Regions from separate parts of the Homo sapiens genome. Here all the other regions are linked to region 1. Evidence: chromatin loops called from intact Hi-C (ENCODE). Cell type or tissue: HepG2. All regions are shown on one strand. Region 1 has its middle 16 kb from the start of THADA. Region 2 overlaps ABCG8 (ATP binding cassette subfamily G member 8). Region 3 overlaps PLEKHH2 (pleckstrin homology, MyTH4 and FERM domain containing H2).

What was found. A loop is a pair of places that touch in the nucleus more often than their neighbours do. Peaks named below come from ENCODE experiments on the same cell type or tissue, not always from the same donor. Only the 100,000 strongest peaks of a DNase experiment are listed, where the experiment ranks them.
Region 2: it touches region 1 in a loop (11-fold over the local background); 34 of 110 quality-filtered maps call a loop at or near these places.
Region 3: a loop joins it to region 1, with 8 times the contacts of the local background. A loop is called at or near these places in 4 of 110 quality-filtered maps.

What each region holds. Positions count from the first base shown.
Region 1 is chr2:43,608,222-43,616,221 of GRCh38, reverse strand. No RefSeq gene overlaps it. Among named protein-coding and RNA genes, the nearest start is that of THADA, 16 kb to the right of the region's middle. In HepG2, CTCF peaks have their summits at 3,567 (motif pointing left) and 6,720 (motif pointing right); DNase peaks (open chromatin) are centred at 3,111, 3,561, 3,951 and 6,711; H3K4me3 peaks cover 844 bases.
Region 2 is chr2:43,878,655-43,886,654 of GRCh38, reverse strand. It overlaps ABCG8 (ATP binding cassette subfamily G member 8), which reads right to left. Exons shown (of 13, transcript NM_022437.3): 13 at 3,667-8,000. LRPPRC (leucine rich pentatricopeptide repeat containing) reads left to right here. Exons shown (of 38, transcript NM_133259.4): 38 at 1-431. Among named protein-coding and RNA genes, the nearest start is that of ABCG8, 44 kb to the right of the region's middle. In HepG2, no CTCF peak of the experiment used is centred here; DNase peaks (open chromatin) are centred at 1,824, 4,854 and 5,444; H3K4me3 peaks cover 726 bases.
Region 3 is chr2:43,740,291-43,748,290 of GRCh38, reverse strand. It overlaps PLEKHH2 (pleckstrin homology, MyTH4 and FERM domain containing H2), which reads right to left. Exons shown (of 30, transcript NM_172069.4): 21 at 7,248-7,345; 22 at 5,373-5,550; 23 at 4,302-4,457; 24 at 2,328-2,425. Among named protein-coding and RNA genes, the nearest start is that of DYNC2LI1, 30 kb to the left of the region's middle. RefSeq lists a silencer at 1,817-2,058. In HepG2, no CTCF peak of the experiment used is centred here; DNase peaks (open chromatin) are centred at 2,660 and 3,820.

The sequences.
Region 1 (8,000 bases):
CAAGACTTTCATGCCAGAATTTTGGTTTACTTTATCCCATAAAACATCTAACATTTTCCATGGCAGATTGCAGATCACTCTCTCCTATGAATTTCATTTTTCCCATCCCTCCTCCATGACATCAGGAGCTGCCTATTCAAACAAATCATACTTAAACTGATTCATATGGTAGCCCCTACACTTGGAAGTTTAGTGTTATTCTTTTATGTTATAAAATAATTCGTCTGGGCACGGTGGCTCACCCCATCCCAGCACTTCGGGAGGCTGAGGCAGGAGGATTGCTTGAGCTCAGGAGTTCCAGACCAGCTTAGGCACGGTGATGAAACCCCATCTCTACAAAAGATACAAAAATTAGCCGGCTGTGGTGGCACACACCTGTGGTCCCAGTGATTTGGGGGGCTGAAGCGGGAGGATCACTTGAGCCTGGGAGGTTGAGGCTGTAGCAAGCCAAGACGGCACCACTGCACTCCCACCTGGATGACAGAGTGAGACTCTGTCTCCAAAAATAAATAAATAAACAATTCTTTGAAATTTTTTCTTTTTTTTTTTTGAGACAGAATCTGTCACCCAGGCTGGAGTGCACTTGTATGATCTCAGCTCACTGTAACCTCTGCCACCCTGGTTCAAGCGATTCTCCTGCCTCAGCCTCCCGAGTAGCTGGGATTACAGGTGCCTGCTACCGTGCCTGGCTAATTTTTGTATTTTTAGTAGGGACAGGGCTTCACTGTATTGGTCAGGCTTGTCTTGAACTCCTGACTTCGTGATCCACCTGCCTCGGCCTCCCAAAGTGCTGGGATTACAGGTATGAGCCACTGTGCCCAGCCTCCCTGAACTTATTTTAAAGCAAGAAAACCAACTGATTTCTTGAAATTTGTTTAATATAATAGATATTATTGAAGAATTTTACTTACAAATCTTTCTTTTTTGTTTCCTTAAGGGAAAAAAAATACCTTTTATTTGAAAAAAAAATTAACTTTTCCTCTGCATCTAATGATTTTTTTCCTCTTGGTCTCCTTTTTTCTTACCTGTGTCACCCTAGATCATCCTATTATTTGCTATTAAAATTAATGGCAAATCCGCAATTACTTTCACACCAGCCTAACATTGTTGCTCTTTCTTCAGGACCGCATTTCTTATCTGCTCTAGCCAATGCTTCAAGATTTCTTTCTCAGCTCTTAGCTCTTCTCTCTCTCTCTCTCTCTTTTTTTTTTTTTTTTTTGAGACAGAATCTTGCTCCGTCACCCAGGCTGGAGTGCAGTGGTGCGATCTCGGCTCACTGCAACCTCCGCCACCTGGGTTCACGCCATTCTCCTGCCTCAGCCTCCCAAATAGCTGGGATTACAGGTGCCCCGCACCACGCCTGGCTAAATTTTTGTATTTTTAGTAGAGACTGGGTTTCACCGTGTTAGCCAGGATGGTCTCAATCTCCTGACCTTGTGATCCGCCCACCTCGGCCTCCCAAAGTGCTGGGATTACAGGCTTGAGCCACTGCACCTGGCCTCTTAGCTTTCTTTCACACCTTACATGGATATTGCTACCAATAGGATCCAGAGGTCACGTAGAACATACTAAGGGCTAATTCTGCATAAAAAAGAATTAAACTTTTTTTTTTTTTAAGAGTCAGAGTCTTGCTCGGGCTGCAGTGCAGTGGTGCGATCTTGGCTCACTGCAACCTTGACCTCCTGGGTTCAAGCAATCCTCCTGCCTCAGCCTCTCGAGTAGCATGCACCACCAGGCCTGGCTAATTTTTTGTATTATTATTGTATTTTGTATTATTGTATTAATACAATAATACAAAAAATAATATTTCGTATTATTTTTTGTAGAGACAGGGTCCCCCTATGTTGCCCAGGCTTGTCTCAAAGTCCTGGCCTCAAGTGATCCACCCGCCTCAGCCTCCCAAAGTGCTAGGATTACAGTTGTGAGCCACCATGCCTGGCCAAGAATTATACTCTTATAGACAATTGAAAAATAGTCTGCCAGGCCCTCAAACCTCAAGGCTCTTGAGGTATCAGGTGTATCATCTGTTACCCCTATGCACTTACATCTCTAACTCTCGCTCAAGCTGGTATTCTTTTTCTCTGCATTTTTGCAAGACTACAGAATGGCATTCAGGCCCATTGAGGTCAGTTTATAAAATGCTACTGGGGCACTTGTTTGCCAGACACTATAACAGGAACTAGAGGAATAAAGATAGTACCGGCCCTCCAGGATCCTGCCATCTGATGGGGTAGACATTCATACAAACAGATCATTCCATACAAAATTGTAAATGTTAACAAAGAGGTAGATACAGTGTGCTATCAGAGGACAATAACAGGCATTTAGCACAATCTAGGGGTTAAGAAAGGTTTCTAGAGGCAATAACAGCTGATTTGAGTCTTAAAAGATGTGTATGAGTCAGCCAGGCCCACATTACTAGAGTATTATGTGCAGGTCACGAGCGGAGGTGGGAAAGGTAGCCCATAAGGGTAATGTATTCCCCCAAGAAGCAGCTACTGTATTCTATAGGCCATAGGGACCCGCTGAAGAGATTTAAGCAGAGAAGTCCCTTGGATTTTGGAAAAAACATTTGCACTGGCACAACATGAAGGATGGCTCTAAAGTAGTGGTTCTCAATGTGCGTGGACTAGCAGCTTTAGCATCTCCTGGAACTTGTTAGAAATGCAAATTCTCGAGCCCCATCCCAGACCTATTGAATCAGAAACTCTGGAAGCAGGGCCCAGCCGTAAGTGTTTTAACAAGACCTGCAGGTGATTCTGATATAGATCAAAGTTTGGAGACCACTACTCTAAATCAGCAGGAAAAACTTGACAGTATCTGGAACAGGGCTTAGATTAGGGTGAAGACAGCAAGGTGCAAAATTTAAAAAGCTCCAAAATCCTCAGTAATCAAAAGAAGTAACATTTTAATACAATACCAGGCTCTTTTCAAATTCCTAGCCTCAAGCAGTCCTCCCACCGTGGCCTCCCAAAGTGCTGGGATTACAGACACCACTGCACCCGACCCAAAATTCTAAATAAAGGCAGGCTGTTTGTTTTTAGACCCCGCGTTATTGTGCAATGGGGACAGTTGTTTTCCATCAGCTTGGGGTTCCCAAAGTCCACATGGCTGTCACATTCCCCATCAGGCAGATTTATGGGGATTGACAAAGGCGAGTGGACAGATGGGGTGACACGGGTCAGGGCCAGCTGTTGAGAGCCATGCAGCACCGGACCCTCCATACTTAGAAGGGCTCCATGCTTGGTTTAATGCTCTGCTGTCACTGTTTTGAAGTTCTTAATAAGTTTTGAAGAAGAGGACCTGCATTTTCGTTTTGCACTGGGCCCTCAAAGTTTCCGTCAAATTGTTTTGGGGGGTCTTTTTTTCCTCCCTTCAAGTTTTATTCCAGCATAGTGTAAATACTGTCTTTTTATTGTTGTAGAACTTTTATTAACTTATGAGGTGACATTTTGGTAAGTGTACGTAGGGCACACATTTTTTTCTTTTGCCTCAGGCTCCAATGTGACTTAGCACAGTACAGGGCTAGAGACATTTTTTGATCGTCACAACTTGGTGATGCTACTGCCATCTAGTGGGGAGTGGTCGGGGTGCTGCTAAAAACCCTACAATGCATGGGACAGTCCCCCACAACAAGGAGTTATGCCATCCAAAATGTCAACAGTGCTGAGATTGATAAATTCCAATCTATAGGGAAAGCAGGTTGTTAACAGTGTCTCAGAATGGGGCAGTAATAGCAAATATGGAACTATCTAGAACTCAATGATTAATCAGCTAGGAGGAAGTGGAGTTTAAGAGAAAAAGACTTACAGAATTTTTGCTTGTTTAGGGCATAAGTTAGTATAGCAAATTCAGGAGGAGGAAAGAGGCAGAAAGAAGTGAGGCAAGGCCGGGCGCAGTGGCTCACGCCTGTAATCCCAGCACTTTACAAGGCTGAGGTGGGTGGATCATGAGGTCAAGAGATCAAGGCCGTCCTGGCCAACATGGTGAAACCCCGTCTCTACTGAAAATACAAAAATTATCTGGGCGTGGTGGCGTGGGCCTGTAGTGCCAGCTACTTGGGAGGCTGAGGCAGGAGAATCTGCTTGAACCCAGGAGGTGGAGGTTGCAGTGAGCCGAGATCATGCCACTGCACTCCAGCCTGGCGACAGAGCGAGCATCTGTCTCAAAAAAAAAAAAAAAAAAAAAAGAAAAAGAAAAAGAAAAAGAAAAGAAAAGAAAAGGTAAAGAAAGAAGTGAGGCAAAAAGAGATAGGAGTTTGAGGCTGGACATCAAATGGAGGCGTTTGCTTCAGGGCAAGCATCTTGAAGTTCTGAGGAGAGAGATTTTAGAATTGTCAACAGGTACCTCTATTGTGAACCTCTGCCCCGCCCAACGCCTCTGGACAATTCTATTCCCGCTGCCTTAGAGAATGGATGCCACAGCAAAACCAGGAGACAAGAAAGGCAATTTTAGGCTTTTTAAGTCCCCAAATGATTTTTCTGAAACTCATGGTGGAGAAATAGTTCTGTACATTTCAAATATTTAAGCCTAACGAGCTCATAGGATGGAGTTGATTGTCATGCTATAAGTAACAGGCTAGGGACAACAGGCAAGGATCCAAGTACTTTTCCCTTTTCCCTGCGAGGAAATAAAGATTCTACAGGTGTGGGAAGAAGAAAAACAAAAAGGATGTAGAGAAAGAAACATCTGGGACAACAGAATTGGGTTGGGGTGCATCATGTGGCCACATGCAGAATCAGCACCAAAACCTCCCCAGGCTCCACCTAAGCAGGTACCAAGGAGCTGACTTTCCTGATTTTTCCAAGGTGCTGTATCTGGGGAGATCAATACAAGATCAGCAGATAGAATATTCCCCAGGAATGACACCTACCTATGGGCAGACCTCCTTCCCAACAGCTCAGAACAGGTGTAGGCCCCAGGATAGAGGGAAAGCCCCATCACCTATTCTTAGGTAGCACTGAAGGGAGCCACATTCCACTGGGGATGAATGCCAAGGTACTCTCCCACTGCTTTGGTTAAGTTTCATAGGTGTTTATCTAGAATTGTTTCCAGATGGTTTTTTCTTCTTTTTCAGTTTTTATATCAGCAGAGGGTAAATTCAGTTTTCATACCAAATGTTTTCAGCTTTCTTTACTGCCATTAATAAAAGGCAAGGGCCAGACGCAATGGCTCATACCTGCCATCCTAGCACTTTGGGAGACCGAGGTGGGCAGATCGCTTGAGCCCAGGAGTTTGAGATCAGCCTGGGCAACATGGCAAACCTTGTCTCTACAAAGAATACAAAAATTAGCCAGGCATCGTGGCGTGTGCCTGTAGTCCCAGCAACTTGAGACGCTGAGGTGGGAGGATCACCTAAGCCCAGGGAGGTCAAGGCTGCAGTGAGCCATGATCACACCACTACATTCCAGCCTGGATGATAGAGTGAGACCCCATCTCAAAAAAAAATAATAATAAAATAAAAGGAAAGGATCCAGTCACTGTGTAATCCCAGGACTTTGGGAGGCTGAGGTGGGAGGAATGCTTGAGCCCAGGAGTTTGAAACACTTCTGGGCAACAGAGCGAGACCCTGTCTCAAACATAAAAAGAAAAGGCAAGGTTTTGCTTGTTTGTTTTAGAGACAGGATCTAACTCTCCTGTCCAGGCCAGAGTGCAATGGTGCAATCATAGCTGACCGCAACCTCGAACTCCTGGGCCCAAGTGATCCTGTTACCTTCATCTCCCAAATAGCTAGGACTGCGGGTGCATGCCACCATGCCCAGCTAATTTTTTTTTGTAGAGACAGGATCTTCCCTTATTGTCTAGGCTGGTCTTGAACTCCTGGCCTCAAGCAATCCTCCTGCCTTGCCCTCTCAAAGTGTTGGGATTACATGTGTGAGCCAACATTTCTGGCAAGAATTTTCTTTGTTGTTTACTCTTTTTAGATAGATTTTCTGGCTATAAGACAATTGTTTTATATTTCCTGGGTTTTTTTAACCCCCTTTTATTTATTTATTCCTTTATTCATTAGTCCTCATATTTATTTTCTATACCTCTGCACCCCTGGGTGCCTTTGAAGGCAGAGATGTTATCTTGTTCAACTTTACATCTCCTGAGCTTGGCACAGTGCCCAGAACATAGTAGGTGTCTGTAGTGGATGCTGTAGGGCACTGCCCAGATACCCCCTTTTAGGACCAAGGCACTCATCCCCCTAGGTGCAGCTCTGTTACAGCTCTCAGCGAATCCAATAACTGGTGGAAAAAGAAGTGCAGAGGCTCAGTCCCCTTGCCAAGCCAACACCAGAGCTCCCAGTAAGATTGGCTGACGCCACTGTTGCAAATTCATTCCAGTTCAACTCTTTCTGACGAGTTCTGTTTCCCTCAACCCCTTACAAGGGTGATCCTCAAGAATGCTCCCCAGTAACCCTCCTTAAGCAAATCTCTGCCTAGAATCTGTTTCCTAGGAAGCCAACCTAAGACAGTGCTTAATAAATATTTGTTGAATAAATGGATGAATGGGCTCTTCCATTGTAAACTACACAGTTCCTCACCCTGAGCAGAGATATAGGGGAAAACCTCTGACCTTTATTTGTGTATTCAACATTTTATTTTCTCATCTCAGGCCGTAAAAGTCAGAGCCCAGCCTCAAATAGTTCACCCAACCCTGGGGTCATGGGTGACTTTCACATGATGATGGTATCCACACTGAGTTGTTGCAGTTATATTGTCATTTGACCACCAGATGGCAGAGGTGACACTTGGAAAGCCTCTCTTTCTGGCCCTGGGTCGCCTATCCCAGGATTTAACATTAAACCCAAATTACCCATTTAGTGCCATTAATTCCCAAGCCCTTGTAATTACGGCATTGTTTCATTTTGTAGGAAAGTGTCACTGCCACAATTGGCTCATTTGCATATAAAAAGGAGGGTTTGGAATATAATGGAAAGAGCCCCGGACTGAGCATCAGAATCACTGCACACCAACCACTTGCTCCATTTGAACATGTTTCTTCATCAGTTAAAAAAAAGAGAGAGAATTCCAGCCCTGCGTGCTTCACAGGCCTTTTGTGAGGAATAAATGAAAATTACCAGGGTTGCAGGAAGGGGCCTGATTGAAGTTCTCCCTAGTCCAGGAGAGCTCCGAGTATGGGAAGCGGGATCAATTCTGTGTGGGTGGAGAGGCACTGTCTGGGTTCCTAGGCTTTCTTGAGGCTCAGACCTCGAGGTAAAGGAAAGATAGGATAGCAGCTCCTGGAATGCTGCAATGCAGATTTTAGAAAAAGAATACTCCATTATCTTGTAGGCAAGGTGGGAAGGACAGTAGAACTAGGGTGAACTTTATAGGTCACCTAACTAAATTGAGTGTTAGTGCTGGTGACATCAGGTCAGGACTAGGACACATCTTTATCTACTTGTTTCTTATATAAAGCTTTATGATTTTTTTTTTAAAAAAACCAGAACATCCCAGAGTTTACACATTCAAATGAGATTAGTCCCCTTTAAAGAAATCACCTTTGGGGCCATATATTTGTTTCTTCAAAAATTAGTATAGTTTCTGATATTTTTGGAAATCCTTTTGGATGTTGCTTTTTAAACATTCTCTTCAGCTTCCTCAATGGCATAGACATCTTTATTCTTTGGAAATGGATTTCATTTTTAGAAACCACCAGCAGTAATTTTAAGATTTGGCAGGTATGATTAAGAGGGGGTGGTGGTGATCATTTCACCAAATAGACAAAAGCAAGGCTAGGCCATAAATAGCAAGACTGATTTTTTTATGTAATCAAAATACACAAAACAATGGCAAAAAAAATAGTGTTCTTATTTGTTTGTTTTTGTTTTTGTTTTTTTAAGATGGAGTCTCACTCTGTCACCCAGGCTGGAGTGCAGTGGTGTGATCTTGGCTCACTGCAACCTCCGCCTCCTGGGTTCAAGCGATTCTCCTGCCTCAGCCTCCCGAGTAGCTGGGATTAGAAGCATGTGCCACCACGCCCGGCAAATTTTTTTGTATTTTTTAGTACAG
Region 2 (8,000 bases), 270 kb before region 1:
ACTCCACACTGGCCCTGTATATGGACTCTGGTAAAATGTGAGTGTGGTACAGAGGAAATAGGTAAGACCCCCTTATCTAGCCCTCTCGGCAGCAGCGGGGGGGTGTTACAAAGGACTAGCTGTTCAAATATCTTTTGTATTGTATTGATTCCCCTATTGAATATAAATATTTAAAGTATAATAACTATACTGTAGGTGGGCTTATGAGTGTTCTAAATATCTAATAGCTAAATTGAAATAAGTAGAAATATAAACAATTTAGCAGCTTTCTGTAATACATTTACACTCAAATTATAAGCAGCTAATTCTAAAAAAGATGTCACTGTAAACTATTGAGAACTATAGTATTTTATATATAATTATATGTTCATGTATTTGAACCCAAAATAATTTTAACTGAAATGCTTTGAATAAAGTATACTGTAAATATCTGTGGGCTGCTGCTGCTTTTTTTTTTTCTTTTTTAAACAAACAGTCTCACTCTGTTGCCCGGCCTGTAGAGCAGTGGCGTGATCACGGCTCATTGCAGTCTTGACCTCCCAGTCTCAGGTGATCCTCCCACCTCAGACTCCCAAGTAACTGAGACTACAGGTGCATGCCACCACGGCCAGCTAATTTTTTGTATTTTGAAGAAACAGAGTTTTGTCCGGTTGCCCAGGCTGGTCTTGAACTCCTGGGCTCAAGCAGTTTGCCCACCTTGGCCTCCCAAAATGTTGGGATTACAGGCACGAGGCCCTGCACCCAACTGGCACCTTCATTTTTATCTTGTCAAATGTTTGCACAAGTGCTTTAAGCCATTTCAAAAGACTTCAGTCTTAGAATTATAAATTAAAACTTAGGCAGGGACCTCTGTTATGGCTAGAATTTCCTTGTTAAATGGCCTATAGGTTGTATGTAGACAACTGACAAAAGTCAGTGCTTATCTGTTTTAAGGACAAGCAGATAATTTGAGACTTCTGTGGAATAAAGTTGGCAAAAATTAGAAGGTAGAGCTTGGGTGTGTGGTAAATTGACACCTAAAATGAAGGAGGTTCTATCTGTATCAGAGCATTTTACATCCCCCTAGATGGCTGGGGCCCACCCACCTCACGGACAGGCTGCCTTCAGCACCTGCACCCTTTTTCGAGAATGCTGAGATACCGTCAGTGTCACCTCTGCCTCTTGGGCCCCTCACCCAGCATATTGTTCCCTTTCCAGGGCTTCCACGGCTGCTTGAGCAGAGCAGGTATCACACTATCTTCCACACAGATTCTGAACTCCACAGGGACCAGTTCTTGGTCTCATTATGTGTCCCCAGACCTAGCATAATCCTGTCACAGTAAATCAAGCCGTCTGTAGTCAGTTCTGTGCGTTCTAAACACTGCACCTACTGCTATGGGTCAGGCAGCCCTTTTGCAATGAGAATTCACCGTGAGAAACCTAGGGTCACAGCAGTGAATTTGCCCAGAATCAACTTGATAAGTTGCATGGCTAGGACTCTGACTAAAATCATTTACTTCCTATGAATAGGAAATGGAAGCAATCGGTTTAAAGTCAGTTAAAAGTCAAATTGGAATTGAAACTGTAAGAATATTCTAATTAAAAAAAAAAACCCTCACATTCACATTAATAGAAGTGCTCCCAGTTTCCAGACATCTTACACTGTAAGCCTATTTTCTTACACTTAATTGAAGATCCAGTGCCTGGCATAATCGCTGAGTTTACCAGTTCCAGTAAATTATTAAGCAAGCTTTGTATTGCAAATTGTTCTGAGGACAATTTCTTTCTCAAGTCTGCAATGTGTGTACTCTGCACACTTTTTCTCATGTCCTTGAGCATAATTTTCATTTAATATTTGTCTTTCTGATGAACCAATATTTGTAGAATTTCTATAACCGAAAGCAACATTCCTGAAGGAGGGCCGAACTAATAGCTGCAGGGAGTACAAAATCACGGTAATTTATCGCTTTCCTGTTGTACAATCATGCATGGGAGTGTTTCCATTAGAAATGTATCGTGCTTTCAGGCCCGTGGACTTTACAAAGCCTACATTATGCAGCCTTAGTACAAATAAAGAAAAGCTGCATTAGCAAATCAAAAATAGGCACTTATCTTTTTCTTTTCTGCATGGAGGAAAAAAAAAATCAGGTCCAGGTAAAGCAAAAGTGTTCAACCAGCTTCAGTCTTCCTGCCCTTGCACAGTTGTTTGGACAATGGTTGGCTGTTGAGATCTATCCTCAGAGAGTTCTCTAAAGTAGCGTGTTGTTTTTTATTTATTTATTTATTTATTTATTTATTTTTTGAGACGGAGTCGTGCTCTGTTGCCCAGGCTACAGTTCAATGGCGCTATCTAGGCTCTGCAACCTCCGCCTCCCGGGTTCAAGCTATTCTCATGTCTCAGCCTCGAGACTAGCTGGGATTATAGGCGCCCACCACTGCACCCGGCTAATTTTTGTATTTTTAGTAGAGGCGTGTTTTTGTCATGTTGGTCAGGTTGGTCTTGAACTCCCGACCTCAGGTGATCCGCCCGCCTCAGCCTCCCAAAGTGCTGGGATTACAGGTGTGAGCCACCATAAAGTAGCGTCTTCAACCCAGGCCTGGATGTGCCCTTGCTGTGACATTCCCATTATTTACTTGTTTTTGTCTGTTTTCTCCCTGAGGAGGTGAGTTCTTCCAGCACTCTGCAGACCTGCCAATTAGCAGAGCTTGGCATGATAGGCACCCGGTAGGCATCACTGAATGAGTCAATCAATGGGCACACCACCATGTCCTTCCCCTTTCCAAGTCGTGTTCCTTCTGAGATGGATGATTTGTGTGCTTTGGAGGGTTTCCTCCACATGGTGGTCTTCTTACAGGATTTCTAGTCAGCTCTGTAGCTCAGAGTTAGGACACCGGGGATTGAGGCCCAAGGAGTCCTTCAAAACCCAAGTGCCCACATAAAAATATTTTCAAGTTTACTGTCAGGAAGAGGAGGCCTGTGAAAACCAGACAAACTCAAGATCAAGCTGATTCCAAGCACAGTGCAGGGCTTCTGTGCAATAGTGGAATAATGGAATCAACACAAATAAAGCTTTTCTTTTCTCTCTTTTTTTTGAGATGGAGTTTCGCTCTTGTTGCCCAGCCTGGAGTGCAGCGGTGTGATCTTGGCTCACTGCAACCTCCATCTCCTGGGTTCAAGTGATTCTCCTGCCTCAGCCTCCCAAGTAGCTGGGATTATAGACATGTGCCACCACACTCGGCTAATTTTGTTATTTTTAGTAGATATGGGGGTTCCACCATGTTGGCCAGGCTGGTCTTGAACTCCTGACCTAAGGTGATTCACCCACCTTGGCCTCCCAAAGTGCTGGGATTACAGGCATGAGCCACCACGTTCTGTTTTTCTTGTTGTTTTGTTTTGTTTTGTTTGTTTGTTTGGAGATCGAGTCTTGCTCTGTTGCCCAGGCTGGAGTGCAGTAGCGCGATTTTGGCTCACTGCAACTTCCGCCTCCCAGGTTCCAGTGATTCTGCTGCCTCAGCCTCCTGAGTAGCTGGGACTACAGGCACTTGCCACTGTGCCTGGCTAATTTGGTATTTGGGATAGAGATGGTGTTTCACTATGTTGCCCAGGCTGATGTTGAACTCCTAACCTCAAGTGATCCACCCACCTCAGCCTTCCAAAGTGCTGAGATTACAGTCATGAGCCACTGCGCCCAGCCGAAAGAGCTTTATTTTTAGCATGGGTCAGTAGAGCTTATTAGCAGTTTGGGGAAACAAGAATATTTCCAATTTTAAAGAGACGAGACAATCATACAAATGATGTGAGCACTATTACATAGAAAGCAGAGAAGTGTTTTTGAGTTGGTTTGTGTTTAAAAATCTCAACCCACTGCTTAAACGTTGTTTTAATTATTAGCTGCTAACACCACACGTGCTGCTGTTCCTAGTGCACCAGCAGAGAATGGGCTGTGCTCCATCTGCCTGCCTGCCTACCTGCTGAAGCTGCCTCAGGCAGAGCTCATGTGATAAAGACAGGGGATGTTGCTCTGTACCCAGGCCACTTTAAATGAAGAACAAATCATTATCAAGTACGAATGACAGATGACTTGAAATCTGAATTATCTAGTGCAGACTATTCACAAATAAGGATGTCTGTTGTCTCTCAGGTGTGAGCATTGGATATATTTTGCAAACAAGCAAAGGCCAACCAACAAAATATTTCATCACTTTCCCCGCATTCCAGTTCCTTGCACGCTTCCTCAGGGCCTGTTTGGTGCTCCAGACCCCAAGGCCGGTTGGGCCAAAGGAAAGTGGTCTGTATGCTGTGCTAAGCCACTATGAGGAACCCCTGGTCCCAGGTCTGTTAACACTTGGATTTGACAGATTTGAACATTTCTGTTGCTAGTTGTTTAATTTGGGATCATGACAAGAGTTGAAGTAGAAGAAAACAAAAGCAAATGCGAGATCTACCTCTGTAGACTGGTTTAACCCAGGGCAAGATTACATCTTATATACTATTTATAGGAACAAGAGCAGATTTTTTTTTAAATCAGGAAATATTTGAGCCAATATTGGTGATTATTTTCTGTTTAATTAAAATTCCCCACCAATAGCATAACTTGAAATTGGAGGGCTTAAAATGCAAATTTGAAAACCTTTACCAAGGCTCTGCAAACTACACCCTCAGGTCAAATCTAGCAACCTGCCTGTTTTTGTAAATAATACTTTCTTAGAAGACAGCCACACCGGCTGTACGTTACTATAGTCTACAGCTGCTCTCACACTGTAACAGCAGAGTTAAGTAATTGCAGCAGAGCCTATAAGGCCCACGAAGTCCCAAATATTTACTATCTGACTCTTAACAGGAAAACTTTGCAAGCCATGCTTTCAATACTGACAAATAAACAAATCTCTACCCTTTCGCAATGCAGGGCAGGGCTCGCTGAACAGCATGCATGCCTCGAGAGCCTTGGGTTTTTTTTTTTTTTTTTTGAGACAGAGTATCGCTCTGTCACCAGGCTGGAGTGCGGTGGCTCAATCTCGGCTCACTGCAACCTCTGCCTCCCGGATTCAAGCGATTCTCCTGCCTCAACCTCCCAAGTAGCTGGAACTACAGGCACGCACTACCATGCCCAGCTAATTTTTGTATTTTTAGTAGAGGCAGGGTTTTGCCATGTTGGCCAGAATGGTCTCGATCTCCTGACCTCGTGATCTGCCCTCCGCGGCCTCCCAAAGTGCTGGGATTACAGGCGTGAGCCACCGCACCCGGGAGAGCCTTGGTTCTTTGTTTTCCTGGCCTCACAATGCCTTGAAGAGCATTTTAAACAAAACAGACCCATGGGATCAGAGTCTCTGGGCAATGGGTCCACATTGGCTTTTGTTAAAGCTCCAGCATGGGCAACCAGGGTGGAGAACCACCGCTGTAGGAAAAACACAAATAAATGGCAGCTGCTATATTTTCTCCATCCCTCCTGCCTTTGCACTTTGCCCTTTTCCCCTTCAGCACGGCATACAGAGCCACTGAGTTACCAAAACCCATTGCAGACCGAATGGTGAACTCACAAAGTCAGGTGATGTATCTTAGTGGCTGTCAATCACTGCACATTAGAATTACCTGGGGAGTTAAGGCAAGCTACCAATGTCCTCTTCATCCTTCCCCCTTCTTCATTCAGGCCTAACGCCATTAGGGGACCACAGTGACAAGGAGGTGGGGGGAAGTTGTGGTGGGCCACGGGAGTGTGAGGAAGACAGCTGCAGACTCAGGGAAAGCTGGACTTGGGAGTTAGAGCCTGAGCAGGGTAGGCAGGACGTCCATACAGGAGAAGGCGTGGCAGTGTAGATGGGAGATTACTTACCTGCAGGCGGTTAATCAAATGAGTAAATAACCTAAGGGTAATGGAAGCCAGGTTTCTCACAATTAGAGAAGAGGGAAGAACCTAGGATCAACTCTGTGATGCTGGATTGGAAATGGATGTTATCAGAGTAAACTCATGTGTACTTAGGTGTATATGTATGCACATGCGCGCGCGCGCGCGCACACACACACACACTCCCTAACTCTGTTCACTGAGAGAGCCTGGGAGCAGAGATGTTCCACAAGCAAAGAGCATACTTATCACCAAAACCTTGGCTTCTAAATACCATTTTCCACTAAGAGGAACCCAGATTCTCTGGAGAAACATCGGATTCCAGGGCTGAGATGGGAAAATACAAGATGAACCTGTGACACCAGGTGCGGTGGGTCACACCTGTAATCCCAACACTTTGGGAGGCCGAAGCAGGCAGATCACTTGAGGCCTAGAGTTCACAACCAGTCTGGCCAATATGGTGAAACACTGTCTTTACTAAAAATACAAAAATTAGCCAGGTGTGGTGGTGGGCACTGTTAATCCCAACTACTTGGGAGGCTGAGGCAAGGCAATCGCTTGAACCTGGGAGGCAGAGGTTGCAGTGAGCCGAGATCGCGCCATTGCACTCCAGCCTGGGCCACAGAATGAGATTCTGTCTCAAAAAAAAAAAAACAAAACAAAAAATGAGCCTGAAACTCTTGGTTGTTTCAGCCCTCAAAGGATGATGAGGACATATCAAAAGGATGCAGAAGCCAGCTCGACGGGGTTCCCACTGGCCAAATCAGGGACAAGCTGAGCATCAGAATTAATCACAATAATAAAGGGTTGTAAGGATACAATGGGAATTCACAAGTTTACATCAATCAAAATTTTAAAATGCATAAATGGAAAGTTTACAATTTACATAGTTTCAAAGTACCCACTTACAAAATGCTTATTAATTATAAAGGGAGGGAAAATAGTAACTTGGCTGTGGAGAAGCCTAGCAGACACCCCTTTAATCAAGTGATCAAAGTGAACGTTGTTGGTATGGGAGAAGTTGAAATCACATGCCTTCTGATAGGATGCACTGGGCAGAACACAAATTGAGAGACAGCCTTCAAACTCAAGTATCAAGGTCACAAAAGTGAAGGAAAGTTGACAAACTGTTCCTAAACTGAAAGAGACAAAAGAGACTTGAGAACTAGATCCAAGGCTTGATTCTGGTCTAGATCCCCTTGCTATGGAGGACATGATAGGAACTCCCAGTCAATCTCAAGAATGGGGTCTGCAGGTTGGATGGTGGCAACATGACCGTGCAAGCATCCTGAGTGTTGCAAGTGCTTTGGAAAACGGCAGCATGCTTGAATGTGCACAGATCACCAGGGGGTCTTCTTAAGACGCAGACTCTGACTCATTGAGCCTGGGTGGGGCCTGAGGCTCATGGGACCTATCCAATCAGCTCCAGCTGTGCCCATTCTGCTGGCCCAGGGATCGTACTTGGAGTAGCAAGACTCTAGTGAACCTATGAAGAGTATTTGCTATTTACCTCCCAAACACGCACCTTCCCCTTCTTTTGATTCTAAACTCTAATTTTCCTTTGGGAACATCCTCTCCTGCCCTCTGTGCACCTGTTTTGGGTCAGATAGTCCCCAACACTCAGGCAAGAAGTGTGCAACCTGGGCCTCTGCCTCCCCATCCTCTGGCCACTGTGAAAGGTTCAAGGCTGGTTCTGAAACCCAGGCAGGGCCAGTGTATTCATCTGCTCTCACACTGCTATGAAGAAATACCCAAGACTGGGTAATTTATAAAGAAAAGAGGTTTAACTGACTCACAGTTCAGCACGGCTGGGGCAGCCTCAGGAAACTTGCAGTCGTGGTGGAAGGCTCCTCTTCACAGGGTAGCGGGAGAGAGAATGAGAGCCGAGCGAAGAGGGAAGCCCCTTATAAAACCGTCGGATCTCATCAGAACTCACTCACTCTCAGGAGAACAGCATCAGAGAAACCACCCCTATGATTCAATTATCTCCATCTGGTCCCGCCCTTGACACTTGGGGATTATTACAATTCAAGGTGAGATTTGGGTGAGGACGCAGAGCCAAACCATATCAGTTAGTGAAATGCAACTCTAAGAAGCCTGGCTGAGTTAACAGCCTCTACAGACCCCATTTGTCTTCTGGAGCCTTCCTAAACTCCTAAGGCTTACAGCGGCTCAGGC
Region 3 (8,000 bases), 130 kb before region 1:
ATCTCTAGGAATGCATGATTTTAAAATCTTAGACACCAAAGATTAATAGTCACTTTCTTATTACTTGAACCTCTGGCAAATCATCACAGCTCATGAGCCCCTGAATAAAGAAGCTCCAGTGTTCACAACCACCATTTATTCAGATCAACAGAGTCTGTTCAAATACTGGGTGGCCCTTTAAGTGGCCAACTGGATGAGAGAAGAGCCCAAAATATGAATGTGCCATATTTATTTAACTGTTCTCCCTAGTAATAAACATGTGAGTGTCTGTCCCAAGTTTTTAACAAAAACATTGACAAAGAATATGACAAAAACATGACAAGGAAGATACTGTGACATACTGGAATACTCTGCCCACTTATCTGCATATTTCTGTGGGATAGACTATTAGAACAAGAAATTTTAAAGTGGATCAAAATTACATTCTTTATGTTGTACAGTGCCTTCAATTCTTACATTCCAATTTTAAGTCTGAACATCTTCCAAAAAGAGACCTCTGAGTACCACTCCAATAATTCCACCAGGCTCTGGGTCTGACATTTTATAGATTCCTTAATTTACAGGGTATAAGACTCAAATAAAACCAGCAAAATACCATTATTTTGTTATAATTAATGTGAGCTGGTCAGTTAACAGTGTTTATTAAGTACTACCTTTTGCTAATACATGAAAGAAATGAAAATATTTAAAAAGAAAGAAAGGAAATCTGGTTCCTGACTACATGCCAAAGTACATTACCATTTTATCTGTAGAGAAGGTGTGTGCTCCGGAGTCTCCGGCATTTTCTCAATTCTTGACACAAGCTAAGCAGCCTCCATCTACAGGCCTTTGAACATTCTTTTCTATGCATTTTGATGTTCCCACTTCCATCTCCCTCTGAACTTGGTATAAACATCATTTCCTCAAAGAAGCCTCCCGAGGTCTCCCGTCTAGGTCAGGCTCACTGTTGTGTGCCCTCACAGTACCTCTCTCTCTCTTCAGAGAACATACTGTGTCATTACACACTCATTAGAGTGAGGATATGCCCAACAATAGTCTTCCTCACTAACCCGTAGATTCCAAAAGATCAGGAACTGGGTCTGTCTGTATTTATTACAATTTTATTTATAGCATCCAGCTAAGTGATAGGCCTTACAGTTGAAGCTCGGTGAACACCGAGAGAGAGAGAGAGAGAGAGAGAGGGAGAGAGAGAGAGAGACAGAAAGAAAGAGAAAAATGAGAATGAAAGACTGAGAAGGAATAAATATGAGTATAAAGAATATATGACTTCCAAAAGACTGAGGCAAACATAGGACATAGGTATCTCCTCTTTTTTTTTTTTGAGACAGAGTCTCGCTTTGTCGTCCAGGCTGGAGTGCAGTGGTGCGATCTTGGCTCACTGCAAGCTCCGCCTCCCGGGTTCATGCCATTCGCCTGCCTCAGCCTCCCAAGTAGCTGGGACTACAGGTGCCCGCCACCACGCCTGGCTAATTTTTTGTATTTTTAGTAGAGATGGGGTTTCACCATATTGGCCAGGATGGTCTCGATCTCCTGACCTCGTGATCCACCTGCCTCGGCCTCCCAAAGAAACATAGGTATCTCTTCTTACTACAGATCTGTAGTAGGGTATTGAAGTATTCAGTCTTTATGAAAAATGTAATAATACTGTTAAAGGAAATTATGAAAGTGAAAAATGCATCCTTGTATCAACTACTCTAAGAGAGCAACTATTTTTTTCTGTAGTTTTTCTGATTGTGTGCGTGTGTGTGTGTGTGTGTATTTTTTGTTTGTTTTGAGACAGGGTTTCACTCTGTTGCCCAGGCTGGAGTGTAGAGTGCAGTGGCACAATCACGGCTCACTGCAGTCTCAACCTCCTGGGCTCAGGTGATTCTCCCACCTCAGCTGTCTGAGTAGCTGAGATTACAGGCACATGCCACCATGCCTGGCTAATTTTTTGTATTTTTAGTAGAGGCGGGGTTTTGCCATGTTGGCTCCCAAAGTGTTGGTCTTGAACTCCTGACCTCAGGTGATCTGCCCACCTTGGCCTCCCAAAGTGCTGGGATTATAGGCGTGAGCCACCGTGCTCAGCTGAGACCTAGTGTTTCTGATGTTTGTCTAAAAGCATATTTTCATAAAATATAATTCTTTATGACATTAAGAGACTAGAATTAGAAACAAAATTTTATGTGACAAGGTTTTTTTCCTATAGAAACAGAGTTATCATTTATAGAAAGACAAACTTACAAATAAATAACTTTTAAGGCATTCAATAGAAAGGTAAATAGTAGGTGCATTATTAGAACATATTGTATACTCATACTTTGGCATCTGGATGCAGTATTACACACCTGTTTTTGTATGTCAGACGAACAGTCCTTGTACCTTCACATTTTCCAGGCTGCTGTTCTTTGGAAGCCTGTTCCCATTTGGAAATAATGTCACAAATCTAGAAAGGAAGTGGAAAACTGAGATTTACAGTACTTTTCAAATCAACATTTTTTGAAGACAAGTGTGCTGCAGACTGAAATTTTTCAATTAATATGATCAAACCAAATATACTCAAGCTTTTTGTTTTCAGCCTCTGTGCGGCTCTGAGTTTAGTATGTAATTATAAATTGCTATTTGGTCCACTTATCCTTTTGGACACACATTAACTTTGGACTGTGGCCACGCATTTTTTACTCAAAAAGGAACTGTAATGTAGGACTGCCTGAAACTGGAAACAAGAAGATTCCAGGGATTTTTCCATGATTTGGTCACTGAAGAAGCAAGTTTTTCACCTTCCGAGTTCAAAAAGATTTTAATAACTAAAGTTATACCAAAGAAATTTGACATATAATTTATGGAAAGAGTCTAGACCCAGGTCTAGCTATTTGATTTTGGGTAACTCATTTCCCTCTCTAGGCCTCAGCTTTCTCATTTGCAAAATAAGTGCATTATTTCTCTAAGGTCCCTTGTGGTTCTGTAATTCTATTTATTTTTTTATTTTTCAAATTGAGATGGGGTCTCACTCTGTCACCCAGGCTGAAGTACAGTGGCACGATCTCAGCTCACTACAACCTCCGCCTCCTGGGTTCAAGTGATTCTCCTGCCTCAGTCTCCCGAGTAGCTGAGACTACAGGCACCCGCCGCCATGCCTGGCTAATTTTTTTGTATTTTTAGTAGAAATGGCGTTTCACCACATTGATCAGGCTGGTCTTGAACTCCTGACCTCAAATGATCTGCCTGCCTTGGCCTCCCAAAGTGCTGGGATTACAGGCGTGAGCCACCACACCCGGCCTAGTTCTATATATATTATTGCCATTACTAAATGGAAGCTCTATTAAAGTTATTTTACTATGATCTGGAAAAGATTCTTTTAAAATCCCTCCCTTTTCATTTCCACAGGTCTGTTTTCTTTCTTTCTTCCTTTCTTTTCTTTTTCTTTTTTTTTTTTTTTTTTTTGTGAGACAGTCTTGCTCTGTCACCCAGGCTGGAGTGCAGTGGCGTGATCACGGCTCACTGCAGCCTCGACCTCATGGGCTCAAGAGATTCTAGTGCCTCAGCTTCCAGAGTAGCTGGGACTACAGGTGTGTGGCACCATGCCTGGCTAATTTTTGTATTTTTAGTAGAGATGGGTTTTTGCCATGCTGCCCAGGCTGGTCTCAAACTCCTGGCCTCAAATGATCCACCTGACCCGGCCTCCCAAAGTGCTTGGATTACAGGCGTAAGCCACTGCACCCGGACACAGGTCTGTTTCCTAAACCATTTTTCATTTCCAGCTCAGGCCTTCCCTAACTCCCAATGCTGAACTTAAACTCTCTCTTTCTGTGCAAAGTTCACAGCACTCTCAAAACTTTCATCACTTTCAACCCTAGTTCAAGGTTATCTGTGTATAAAGCTGCTCTTCCGTAAGCAAATTTTAAGTTCACTGTGGGCAGGGACTATTTCTGGTCCTTTTGTATTCCCCACAGAGTCCAGCCAGCCCCTGGGATACAATAAAATAGCTTAGTAAGTATTGCTGAATAAATGGAAAAAAATGGAAAGCCATTTTATTAGCACTTCTACATATCTACCCTTATTATCCTAATACTTAGAGTATCATTTCCATTACTAACACCTTTCCTCTCTTTAATATGGAATGTGTATATGTAGAGATTGTGTATTAAGAATTCTATGGGTTTAACAAAGTCCTGCATTTTTTTTTTCTTATCGTGGAGATTAGATTGGTTAAAGTTTTGGAAAACTCCTGAATTAAACTTCTTGCAAAGTTTACTCTTCTTGTAAAGAGTAGCTTCTTTGCTGTTCGTTGGGCTTGGCTCCTGAAAAGGACTTGGTTTCACCTTGATGTTTCCTTGAAGACAATGCTCTAAATCTCTGCCAGAAGGATCGTCAGTGAACAACGCAAATCCAGACTGCGCTGGTTTCCTCATTCCTGTGTCCTGGTTCAAAGTATTCAAAAATTCTTCCACTGTGGTAGATGCGTCAAAACCAACTACCTAGACAGAAATAACAAAGCAGTTCTCTTAATAAGAAATATATAGTTTCAAACTGAGATTTTAAGGATGAAACAGAGCATACTTGATGCATGATTAATGATAACATATTTTTCTAGGTGCTTCAACTTTTTTTCCCAAAGCTCCTCTGGAGAAAATTAACAAAGTTACCTCATAAATTAGCTTGCTGAAGAACTCAAAAATCTCAGCTTCAGCCAACAGACATGAATCCAAAATAGAATGATCAGTTGACAGCTATAAATATTTTGCAAAGATATTATGCTTACCCATTAGAAGCAAACCAAGAACTATAGTACAATATGCAATCTTTAATCAAATGGAAAATAAACAAGAAATATGTTTAAATAAATGAACACCTTTATGTATTTAATGTTTGTTTCTTTAATAGGCAGTTAAGTATCTGAATTCTGTGATAAAAGGCATATGGCTACAAAGACTAATTGCTAGTTTGGGAACATGTTTGCTTCAATTAATAAGCAGGCATCTAGATCTGAGAACTGGAAGGGCCCAGTGAAGTTTTCCCAGATAATTTCTGAGATTTGGAGATTTTAAAAGAGACTAAAATTGTACACACCCAGTATCAGTAATTATTTCCACACCTAGGAGGTGTACTGATGGGAAAAAGCCCCAACCGAAGTGTTTTTTATTTTTCTGTCCATCAGAATCATAATGGCAGTGAAGCCCATCCCTTATTTGGTTCAGTATGGATTTGTTATTAGTGTGAATCCTTTATAGCAAAACTGTTTCAAAACTCAGCTGTTCTGATAGTAAATCTAATATATTTGCATGTTTGTCACTGCCAGGTGCTGACAAAAGTAAGCAGAGAAGTCTCTGTTCCCTATAACAGAGGTTGTACATAGGATTGTTGGCTAAGCATATTTTCATCAGGTAACCTACCTGGTATATCCCATTCATGAAGTGCACAGGTATACTAAAGGGCAAAGAATGGTGATAAGGGTTTCGGAGAAGAGTTGAAAGAATTTCCATCCTTGAGGGTCTTGCTTCTCTGTCACCATTTTGTTGCGTTCTTTCTACACAACGCTGGCAGTAAATGGCATATTTTCCAAATTCTGTCCTGTAATACAAAACTTAAGATAAAATCTAAGAATAAATTTAATTGACAACCTAATATGTGCAACCATTAAGAAAGCATCCGTGTACATTATCACAATGTATTAGGCTAATTTTGACAGTAACTTTTTTTGAATGATAATACTAAACTGCTGTAACTTTCCTCAAATTCCAACTTCTTTATTTTTGTAACTGCCTCACTCAAACCTCCCCACAAAGCATTCTTCATCTTTACTGTATTATTATAGTCACAAGCTGAATTTAAAATTACCAGTCACAAGTCAATATACAGTGATTTAATATTAACAAATATAAAGAAAGCAATTGCATGAAGAATAGTACAGAGTAACTTATAAAAACATGTTACAGCAGAATTCTCTTCTGAAGAACATGGTGGTTAACGCTTGACCACTAAACAAGGTAAAAAAAAAAAAATGTCTTCAGGCCAGGCATGGTGGCTCATGCCTGTAATCCCAGCACTTTGGGAGGCTGAAGTGGGCAGATCACCTGAGGTCGAGAGTTCAAGACCAACCTGGTCAACATGGTGAAAACCTGTCTCTATTGAAAATACAAAAAATTAGCCGGGGGTGGTGGCGCACGCTTGTAGTCCCAGCTACTTGGGAGGTTGAGGCAGGAGAATCACTTGGACCTTGGAGGTGGAGGTTGCAGTGAGCCAAGAACATGCCACTGCACTCCAACCTAGGTGACAGAGTGAGACCCTGCCTCAAAAAAAAAAATCTTCAAACAAAAATAAAAATATGTTTTCTTTCTTTATTCTATAAAAAACACTGCATTTGTGAAAAACTGTTAAGCATTAGAAAAACTCATTAGAATAAATAAATGTAAAAGTTGGATAGAAATCTTATTTGTCCTTGTTTGTTATACATAAATTTTACTGCTTATTCAAGCAGATTGATAACACCTGTCAAATATGTTTGTATTCAAGTGCCCTGTAGGCAGATCCTTGGTCTCGGGGCTCCTCAGTGACTGCAACTGAAATTACCTGACCTTGGTCACAGATGACCTTGATCACAGAGGCCCCACAATGTATTATGAACTGTAGAATATTTTCCTATTGCTTCCAAGTTGGGTTTGTTTATTTGTTTGTTTCTTTTACTGTGTTTGCTTTAGTCCAAGAGTTTAAGCAACCTGACACAAACCTCTTGGTGGACAAAATGACCCTGGATAAGCCTTGGCTGAGTGACCTGGGTCCCAATGTAAGAAAGCCATTCTGGAAGTTGAACTTTAAATGTGTTTTTCAAAGGAGTAACAATTCTGAAGTAATTCAAATACATACAATTAGAAAAGGAGGGAAGACCATGGGGGAAATTTTTCACATAAAAGAATTCAATGTGCAGAGAAATAGTAAAAGGGAAAACTAAGGAAACAAAATAGTTGCTTTTATTGAATGAACACCCACTAATGCTAAGTCATTCATACTTGAAATGCAAATGCACTTTTCACTTAAAAATATTCTCTGTCAGTTTTTCAAGTATTTATTGCAATCTTCCCTAAGAGATTTAACATAACAAAGGAAATATTTTCCTAGCTCCACATCAATGATAACCAAAGGCTTCCTGTACCAATATTTGTTTCATACATTCTTCTGAAAATGTACCTGGCAGATCGTTAAATACTTATGATTTATCGTAGACTTTCAGAGGCCACATAAACAGTTCAGCTGGCTAGTATTCTGCACACCTGGAATCTGCATTCCTCTTTAGGTGAAGCCTGAGGAGCCACAGGAAAGGATGATGGGGAAGGAAGAGCCCAACGCAGAGTGCCAAGAGCTGCCAGCCCTGGGCAGGGAGAAGCACCACAGGTTAGATACCACGTGCCAGTCAGAGATCCACATCTGAGTGAGTGCAATGGGCTGATGACAGTCTCTCTTAACCCAAAAACGTTTTGCTTCTTTCACATATGCATGATCTGTTTACAGCATTTATCATAGGTTAAAAACAAAAAACTCTACATTGGGTCAGATCTATGATCCATCTAGTTGTGTGTATGGTTATCTACAACTGAGGAACCAAGGCACAAGCAGACAAGGTGCTCCTTTTTGACGTTACACTCAAAGATTAGGAACATTGTTTCTTTTTTTTCACTTACGTATTTACTCATTCCTTGAAATACAAGTAATAGTTTTGAGAAACGCAGATTGCAGAACAGTAGAAAACACATGCCCTAAATCAAAACCAATCTACCTACACACACGTATGTATCTACATACCTAAATAAGGGACAAGTATAAAAATATTAACAGAGGTTATCTTTAGGTAGCAGCAATATATGTGATTTTTATTTTTCCTTCGCTCTGTTCTGTATTCTCCTTTCTATATTTTTTCAAGGAAGTATAAAACATGTTACAGCAGAATTCTCTTCTGAAGAACATGGTGGTTAATGCTCAACCACTAAACAAGGTACAAAAAGTCTTCAAACAACAAAAAAATTTTT